2 separate regions of the Homo sapiens genome follow, and region 2 is linked to region 1. A link is a contact called in ENCODE Hi-C data. All regions are on one chromosome and are shown on one strand. Each heading gives the region's core, a stretch centred on a gene start or an enhancer-like site at or near the end of the contact. The rest is flanking DNA. Distances are from core to core; before and after follow the strand shown. Region 1 overlaps PLXNC1 (plexin C1). Region 2 has its middle 66 kb from the start of MIR492.

The links. Hi-C counts contacts between places; a loop is a spot of excess contacts on that map. Pooled maps may share reads with other maps.
Region 2: a map with no recorded cell type shows a loop between it and region 1 (4-fold over the local background). The contact joins two enhancer-like sites. A Hi-C loop is called at or near these places in 4 of 37 single-sample maps with no recorded cell type and 2 of 50 pooled maps.

What each region holds. Positions count from the first base shown.
Region 1 is chr12:94,255,311-94,259,593 of GRCh38, forward strand. PLXNC1 (plexin C1) reads left to right here. Exons shown (of 31, transcript NM_005761.3): 18 at 4,027-4,065. Among named protein-coding and RNA genes, the nearest start is that of PLXNC1-AS1, 81 kb to the left of the region's middle. Within about 2 kb of position 2,846, at least 2 of the 41 ENCODE cell types and tissues checked have a DNase peak (open chromatin) inside an H3K27ac peak, as active enhancers do.
Region 2 is chr12:94,766,664-94,770,949 of GRCh38, forward strand. No RefSeq gene overlaps it. Among named protein-coding and RNA genes, the nearest start is that of MIR492, 66 kb to the right of the region's middle. RefSeq lists an enhancer at 3,858-4,286. Within about 2 kb of position 2,553, at least 6 of the 41 ENCODE cell types and tissues checked have a DNase peak (open chromatin) inside an H3K27ac peak, as active enhancers do.

The DNA.
Region 1 (4,283 bases), core at 1,596-4,095:
ATCATATTCCGAAGGTTGAGTCTTGAATAATAATGAAGGTGCTTGTTGCTGTTGTCAAAACGAGTGTTTGCTTCCAAGGCAGCTATAATGTGCTTGGTACAAAAATAATGGCTTAAGTTTGAGCAGAGCAGGGAGGAGGGTAATTATTAATTGCATTGATTAGGGTATAAAACAGTGATGGGTCACTGGTGATTATTCTTTGCCCAGTAACAAAAACCTAGGAGGGACAGAAGCTCAGAGTGATGATTTTTGCTTTCTTTTACTCTCAATGTAGAACTGAATGTGTAGCTGGGAAGTGAGCTAGTTTATTTAAAAATCAATAAATTGTGAGCTAGCCAATTTGTTGTGTTTATCTGCATGACTTACATTGCAGTGACTAGATTATTCACTATTACTTCTCAATTGGAAAGGAAAAATACTACTGGTCAAAAGGGAGGAAAGTAGACATGGATGGAATTGGAGTTGAAAACAGGCATTTTTAGCCATGTAGAGTTCTTATGGTTCTCTTTGGTAGTTTTTCTTTAGCTGGTCAGTTTGTATTGTCCTCATTTAGTAGACGTAGATGCACGAACTGATTAATTCATTTGTTCTAGGGCTCTGAGGAGTCGTCTACTTAACCTTTTGGGTTGCTGGTCTTACCTATGTTCTCACGCCTCCATTTTCTCACCCACTCACTCAGCCTTCTCCATTTACCCTCCCAAGTCTTTGGCGAGGTACACTCATCCTGCGTATCATCACTGCCATGTCCTGATACCCCAGCTCTGCCATATTGCCCTTCTTTTTTGCGGTATGATGACCACATAGAGGCCCAACCTCTTAAACACATCAATACCAATGATCACATTTCAATCTAGACTTCTAAGCAACGGCTGAAATCTCTCCAGGCCAAAGGAGAGTTTGTATCACCTTACCAGAAGCTTCTCCGGAACAATTGGCCAGAAGCCTAGAGTTCAGAAACCCAGACACATGCAGTAAGCAATTTCCAGTTTCTCTATAATTTAGAAGAGGACACCATGATATGTAATGCGGGGTCTGGAGGTTGGAATGCCTCCATAAAACACCTGCCATATTTTTTGGTCCAAGCCTTAGTGTTATAAATCAAGAAGGCTGTAAATAAGACTTCAGCTTTTTGTGCTGGTGAAGTTTGTTTCCTTTAACTTATCCTCCAAGAGTACCGAGGCACCGAGATCTACCATTTGCCACCTCATCCATTTCTATGGCAGAACACCGCCTGGGGAAAGGAATTCGATTCCCCGAATCAGGATGACTGTGTGGGGCTTCTGCAAAGGTTGCATCACGAGTCCTATTTCTGAGCTATCTGAGATCCCCATTAAGAATTTAAAAGCAATAAAATAACGGAGATTTTTGACTATCAACATGAATGCTGTGTGGGCTTTTACAGTTAATGATTGCCCTTGAGTGCTGAATAATCTGTGGCCTGAAAAAAGAAATGTTCTTATCTTCTAAATTTGGTAATCAAGAACAAGATAGAGTAATGAATGTAAAGGAACACTGTTGCAAGTTGAGTGTTTCCAAAAAAAAAAAAAAAAAAAAGATCCCAGGAACAATGCTACCTTATTTTAGGAGAAGAGAGATAGTTGCAAAGGAGGCAAACTGATTTAACTCAGTGTTGTGTATAATCTTGAAAAACAACTGGGAAAGTCATAAAAATTGAAGTCAGAAGTTGTTTAAAGGAGAGAACCCAGGAAAAAACATGCATAAATTTGTCAGAACCCTTTCAAGAAGACCTAAGTCAAAACTGATTTTATAATAATTAAGAAAAGATAGAACAGGGAAACAGATCGTAAGAAGACAATGCCACTTAAATGCATTCCAGGCTGCAGATAAGTCCTGGTATTAATTAGGCTCTTTATGGATTGATCAGAAGCCGAATCCTCTAGGCCTGGAGGTTGGGGGCTGTGGGGGTAGGATTTGGGTGTTCAGCACCTACAAAAAAGCAACAGGCAAAATCCAGAGGAGATTGTAGGTTCTCAAAGGAGGCCAGGGTTCTTTGCTCTGCCTGTCGGTTTTGGCTTTTAAAGCCTTGCTTTTTATTTTATTGACTCTTCTTTGCTTTGCATAAAGTAGGAGAAGAAATAAGGGTAGGCAGAGGATCTAAGCTGAAGAAAAGGGAAATTTGAATGAAAGGAGGAAGCAGCCTTAAAACTCAGAGAGCCACGGGTCCAGGCGCGGTGGCTCAAGCCTGTAATCCCAGCACTTTGGGAGGCCGAGGCGGGTGGATCACTTGAGGTCAGGAGTTAGGGACCAGCCTGGCCAACATGGTGAAACCCCGTCTGTACTAAAAATACACAATTAGCCAGGCATGGTGGCGTGCACCTGTAATCCCAGCTACTCGGGAGGCTGAGGCAGAGAATTGCTTGAACCCGAGATCAAGACCATCCTGGCTAACACAGTGAAACCCCGTCTCTACTAAAAATACAAAAAAATTAGCCAGGCATGGTGGCGGGCGCCTGTAGTCCCAGCTACTCGGGAGGCTGAGGCAGGAGAATGGTGTGAACCTGGGAGGCGGAGCTTGCAGTGAGCCGAGATAGCGCCACACTGCACTCCAGCCTGGGCGACAGAGCGAGACTCTGTCTCAAAAAAAATAATAAATAAATAAAAAGAATTGCTTGAACCTGGGAGGCGGAGGTTGCAGTGAGCCGAGATCACGCCACTGCACTCCAGCCTGGGCGACAGAGGGAGATTCCGTCTCAAAAAAAAATAAAGAATTGCTTGAACCCGGGAGGCAGAGGTTGCCGTGAGCCGAGATCGCGCCACTGCACTCCTGCCCGGGCGACAGAGCAAGACTCCGTCTCAAAAAAACAAAACAAACAAAAAAACACACAGAGAGAACCAGGGCGGCACTTCCGTATTTACGATTAAGAATCAACCTGTTTCTCCTGTCTATTTACATGAAGTTGGTTCAGCAGAAAAATATTAAGAACCAGAAAATGCAAACCTAGGGTCTGGGGGTTTTTTTGGTTTGTTTTTTTGGGGCTTTTTTGCTTTTTACTAGGGGAGGATATGGCCAAAATAGTTTCAGGTCTTTTGCTTGGGCTTGCAGATTTGAAACTATGAAGCAAAATTCTCTACAGAAGAAATTTACTTCACAAGATATAAAATTAGCTCAAAGTTTCTATTATTATCAAAAAAGAAGAAAAACTTGAATGTTTTGAGTTTAGAGTCTCATTCTGTGGACTTAAAGTATTGCTTAACATACTTTTAAAGTTTAACCATTGATTTTTAATAAGATTGATGATACACTATAAACCCTTTTTATATTCCAGAGCTACCTAGCATTTAGAAACCAGTGGGGTGATAGCATTGTGGTCTAGTTTGCTATAAATTAGGAATAAAACCAGTAATGATAACTGACACAGGGCACTTACTCTGCACCCATTTTATTTTCACACTAAACCTCTGAGGTGGGAACCATTACTGTCCCCATTTCAGAGATGAGGCAAGTCAGACACAGAGAGGTTAGGTAACACATCCCACGTCATGTGACCAGTATGTGATTAAAACCAGGACTGGAACCCAAGTAGTTTGGTCCAGATTCTATGCTTTTAACTACCCCCTGTCTTTCAATATCATTGTGTATTGAAACAGTAGATGCTACTTAGGTAAGACTTGTAAAACTTAACAACGTAATTTAGTCTTTATCTTTAGAAGGTAAATTGCTTGAAGAGGGGTCTGATATTTGCATAATCTTCATCAATGACCCCTTCTTTAACTCTTAAATCACTTCTTCTAAAACGTGGGATGATACCTTCATCTACCAAACCTGGAACTAATGCCATGATAATTATTATTCTTAGAGGCTTTCGGAATTCAGTGGCGTTTCTTGAAAGCTGAATAATTATTTATTATGTATTAGAGAATACGCAGCCACCATAAACCCAGGGGCGCTTCAGATTAGCAAATAGTGTCTCTACTTTATTAAAACGGACTTGGGTATTATAACAAAAATACACTCTTCATTTCCTTTGGATGTTATGAATAATAAAAGTGTCTCCTTCCTCTCAGTCAGGTGGCTTCACCCACATCTTCACTGAAGATATGCATGTAAGTCTCTACGTTTTCATTTTTAGCCCAGTGACTGCCTGATGTTCATAGTGTTATCATCATCACTATCATCTCTATTATTATTACTTTGAATTTTTATTGTGGGTTTTTTTTGGATCATGAATTCAATATTGAATAATTCATTGTCTTGGAAAACCCATTGTGGGTCTACTTTCTAACTTTAAACTTATATATGATTTTGTATTATACTATATATT
Region 2 (4,286 bases), core at 1,303-3,802, 510 kb after region 1:
GTATTTCTTGCAAACCTTCCAGTGGTGAAACATACATTAAACAAATGGTTACACAAATTATATTTGTGTATATTTGTGTTGTTTTACATACATGTAAGCATACTGTGTGCATATATCTGATATACATATTATATATATGTGTGTGTCTATATGCATCAATTTGGTAAGTGGTTTTGTTTGTTTTGAGATGGAATCTTGCTCTGTTGCCCAGGCTGGAGTGCAGTGACACAATCTTGGCTCACTGCAACCTCCGCTTCCCAGGTCCAAGTGATTCTCCTGCCTCAGCCTCCTGAGTAGCTGGTACTATGGTTGTGTGCCACCACGCCCAGCTAATTCTTTGTATTTCTAGTAGAGATGGGGTTTCACCATGTTGGCCAGGCTGGTCTCGAACACCTGACCTCAAGCAATCTGCCTGCATCAGCCTCCCAAAATGCTGGGATTATAGGTGTGAGCCACCATGCCCAGCCCAATTTGGTAAGTGTTGTAAAGGAAAAATACGAGACGTTATGGCATGGTTTCACAGTAAGACCGTCTTTAGGTAAGGGGCCAGTAAAGACATATAGATAGGAGGATGTAACAATTAAACTGAAGCCTAAAGGTAAACAAACTTTAGCATGTTGAAAGGGTGGGTAACCTCCACACAGAGGTAATGATGTAGAAAAGGTTTGGTTCCTTTGGGGAACTGGAAGAAAGATATGTGCTGAGAGGGCAGCAAGCAAGAGGAGGGTGGAATCAGTGGGCAGGGGGTGGGACAGGGGTGGCGGGGGGGAAGCAGTCTCCTAACCTTTGCCTAAAGGGACCAGAAACTTTCTAGTTCTCTGTGGAAAGATCTTCCATCTTTGTATATCACCCTATAAATGTTTCCTAAAGAAAAATCTGTCTGTTGTTTTCACACACTAATAAATCAGTTCAACACTTTTGCATCATGTGCAGAGGAAGTTTAATTCCTCCTCCATGTGACAGCCTCCAAGTATCTGGAGATGGCCAAGTGTTATTCCAGAACTTTCCCTTCCAGGATGAACACCGTCAAAGTTCCCATGCTCCCTGTTGTCTGTGTCCCTCTTAAAAGGAAGGGTGGCTGGGAGCAGTGGCTCCCACCTGTAATCCTAGCACTTTGGGAGGCCGAGGCGGGTGGATCACCTGAGGTCAGGAGTTCATGACTAGTCTGGCCAACATGGTGAAACCCCATCTCTACTAAAAATATAAAATTAGCTGGGCGTGGTGGTGGGCACCTATAATCCCAGCCACTTGGGAGGCTGGGGCAGGAGAATTGCTTGAACCCGGGAGAGAGGTTGCAGCCAGCTGAGATTGTGCTATTGCACTCCAGCCCGGGCAACAAGAGCGAAACTCCTCTCAAACAAACAAACAAAAACAAAAAAAAGAGGAAGGCAGATTTTCCAATGTCCATTTGTGTTATGGGACTTGAATTTCCTTCTCTGCATATTCTTTGTTTCTAACTGCCTTTCTGGAAAACACCCAATAAGTTATGGTCAGGCCTGAATTCCTTGAGAACTAGGAAATTCTCAAATGCATGCCATCAAAAATATTTATTTCTTCTTTCATGTCTCTTTCCTGCACCTTGGAAGGCAAATTCCATTCGTAGAGGGGAGGGAGGGGGCGCTAAGGAACTTTTTCAAATAATGGAATGATGGCGAACATTCATCTATGCTAAACTCAAAGACATGCCCAAAGTTTGTGATAGAAAATTTAAATACAATATTTACTATTTGAACTGATGTTCCATTTGTGGGTACAGGAATGCTACATTCAGGGAAGGTGAGAATAATGCAAAATCCCCACTCTTGACTGCTGTGGCTACAGACCCAGATTCCCCTGAAGTGAGGGCAGGGTACTGGGGTGGTGCTGTGTAAGCAGGGCACTCTGCCAGGCTCGGATCACACATCTCCTCTTTGAAACTGGTGTGGAAAAAGACACATGAGAGCTTCATGAATAATACAGCAGCCCTGACACGCTGAATGCACATTTCAGCCAAATATATGCACATTTCAACCAAATAAGTTGGTCTCTCCACATCCCCACCCTTTCCTCTCTCCTCCCTCCCTTCAGTGCTCTTTCACCACTTTCGCCAGATTTCTAGGTTTTCTTGCTGCCTCCTGTTGCAAAGTGAATTGTCCCAGGGAAGGAGGGCTAGCTTCCGGATTCCCCCCGTTGCACCTAAAGCCTTCTCCTCCTCTGCCGGCCTTCCAGCTCCCTGACTGCAGCATTGCCCATTAGGCTTCATCAGAGGAGGCTGTGTGTGGCCCAAGGGCAGCAGGTGAAATTCAAAGCAGACAAGTTGCTTCTCCGCATCAGTGCTGATATGTTAGAGGCAGGCAGCCAAAGAAAATGAATATAATAAAGAAAGTCTGGTTTAAGAGCATCTGTTGCTTTTCTTGGAAAATTCTACCCTTTACGCATTAGCCTGCCCATAAGAGCTCTACCTCTGCACATAATCGGAAGAAATAATATTCAAAAAAAGTTTTCAAATACGGGTGTAATAACAATGCAAACAGCATTAAAACTCAGCAGAGTGTAGTGCCGGACGCAAGGTTCTCTCTCATGGGGAGTGCCCCTTATGTAAAGCAGCAGGAAACTGTGCTGGCCATAAAATTACCAACTCCTGAGGGAAGAGACCACATCTGCTTATCTTTACGTTCCTTCAATGGTTGATGCAACGTACCGATTAGTTGTTCAACAAAATATGTTGCATGAATTTGATTCTTAAGAAGAATAACATATACAGGCACTGAAAATAGTTATCTTCTGGGTGGTAGAGCGAAGGTGATTTTTATTTCTGTCTTTGCCTTTTCCACATGTTCCTGATTTTCTCCAGTGAACATGAATATATTTAGTGAGAAAGTTATCAGTAAGAAGGAGATTTTTAGAATTGGAAGGGACCAGAGAAATTAGTCCAATTCTCTTATTCCTTACATGTGGAAACTGAAGCTCAGAGAAGCTAAATGACATGTCCAAAGCCATGTAGCTTGTTAAGGAGAAGGCTGAAAGAAAACTGAGGCCATTCATGTTTCTCGGCCTACTGCCTTTCTTCCCCTATACATATCCTTTGCCTTTCCTGAAAGACAGTTTAGGTGAGACTCTAATCTAATGTTTTGAAAAGGCTTGGACCCAATTTAAAAGCAAACTGTGCTATCCAGTGAGCTTATTCCCCACAGAAGACACTATCTTAGAAAATGCAAAGCATAATTTAAAAGTCATTAAGTAAAACATCCTCTGCTGCTGTGACAGCAAAACGTTCGGCCACTCCTTCATGACAGATGGCCCCATGCATTGACACACACCTCAAAATAGCCTCTGCAAGGAAGCTTAACATCCGAGAAAGGCGGAATAGTGAATGTCACAGAAAAGGGAGAGTTTGCTTGTGGGTTTGCATCTCCAGAAGTAAGAAGACTTAAGAGATATTTACTGTGGGCTCATCTTCCACCAAACTTTTATTGATGTGTGAACTTGAAACTTCTTATCATAAAAATTTCTAACATACAAAAGAGAGAATGTTAAAATGGATTCCATGTAACCAGAGTACAGCTTTATTAATCATTAACTTAGGGTCATCCCCCCAGCCACTGCCTCCCTCCCCATGGGTAATTTTGAAGTCAATCCTGAACATTATAACATTTTATTCATGAGTAGTTTAACATGTACCTCTAAAAGATAAGGACCTTTGTTTAACATAAACATTCAAATGTCATAATGCCTAAAAAATTGATAATAAATCCTTGATACAGCCAAATAACCCGTTTGTGCTCCACTTTTCCTGATTACCTCACAAAAATGTTTAAGGCTGGTTTAATTTGTCAGGCACTGTGTATTATCTCAGTTAATCCTGACAATAACACTATATGGGGGCTGTAGGTAGCCTGGGGGAGCAAGACACATGATCAGGTTAGAGATGTAGGTGGGAGCCTCACTCCCCCAGGCTCTAGACACACTTGACTTATTTTCTTTCTCCTTCAAAAGCCAAGCAGGTGCCTACTTCAGGGCATTTTCATGTTTATTTTTCTTCCTGGTCTTTCCATAGCTGTGAACTCCTCAGAGATCACCCCTGACTGCCCAGTCACTCTCTATTAAAATACCCTGGCTATGTTCCTCAAAACATTTGGTACTATCTACAATTCTCTTGTTTGTTTATCTGCTTGTGTTTCTTTCCAACAGAAGAGACGCTCCATGACAATCGGCTCCTCATCTGTGGAGCTGAGGCTTCTGTACCTACAGCCCTCAGCACAGCCTCTGGCAATGGTAAGTGCTCCATGGTTGTGTGATGCGTGGAT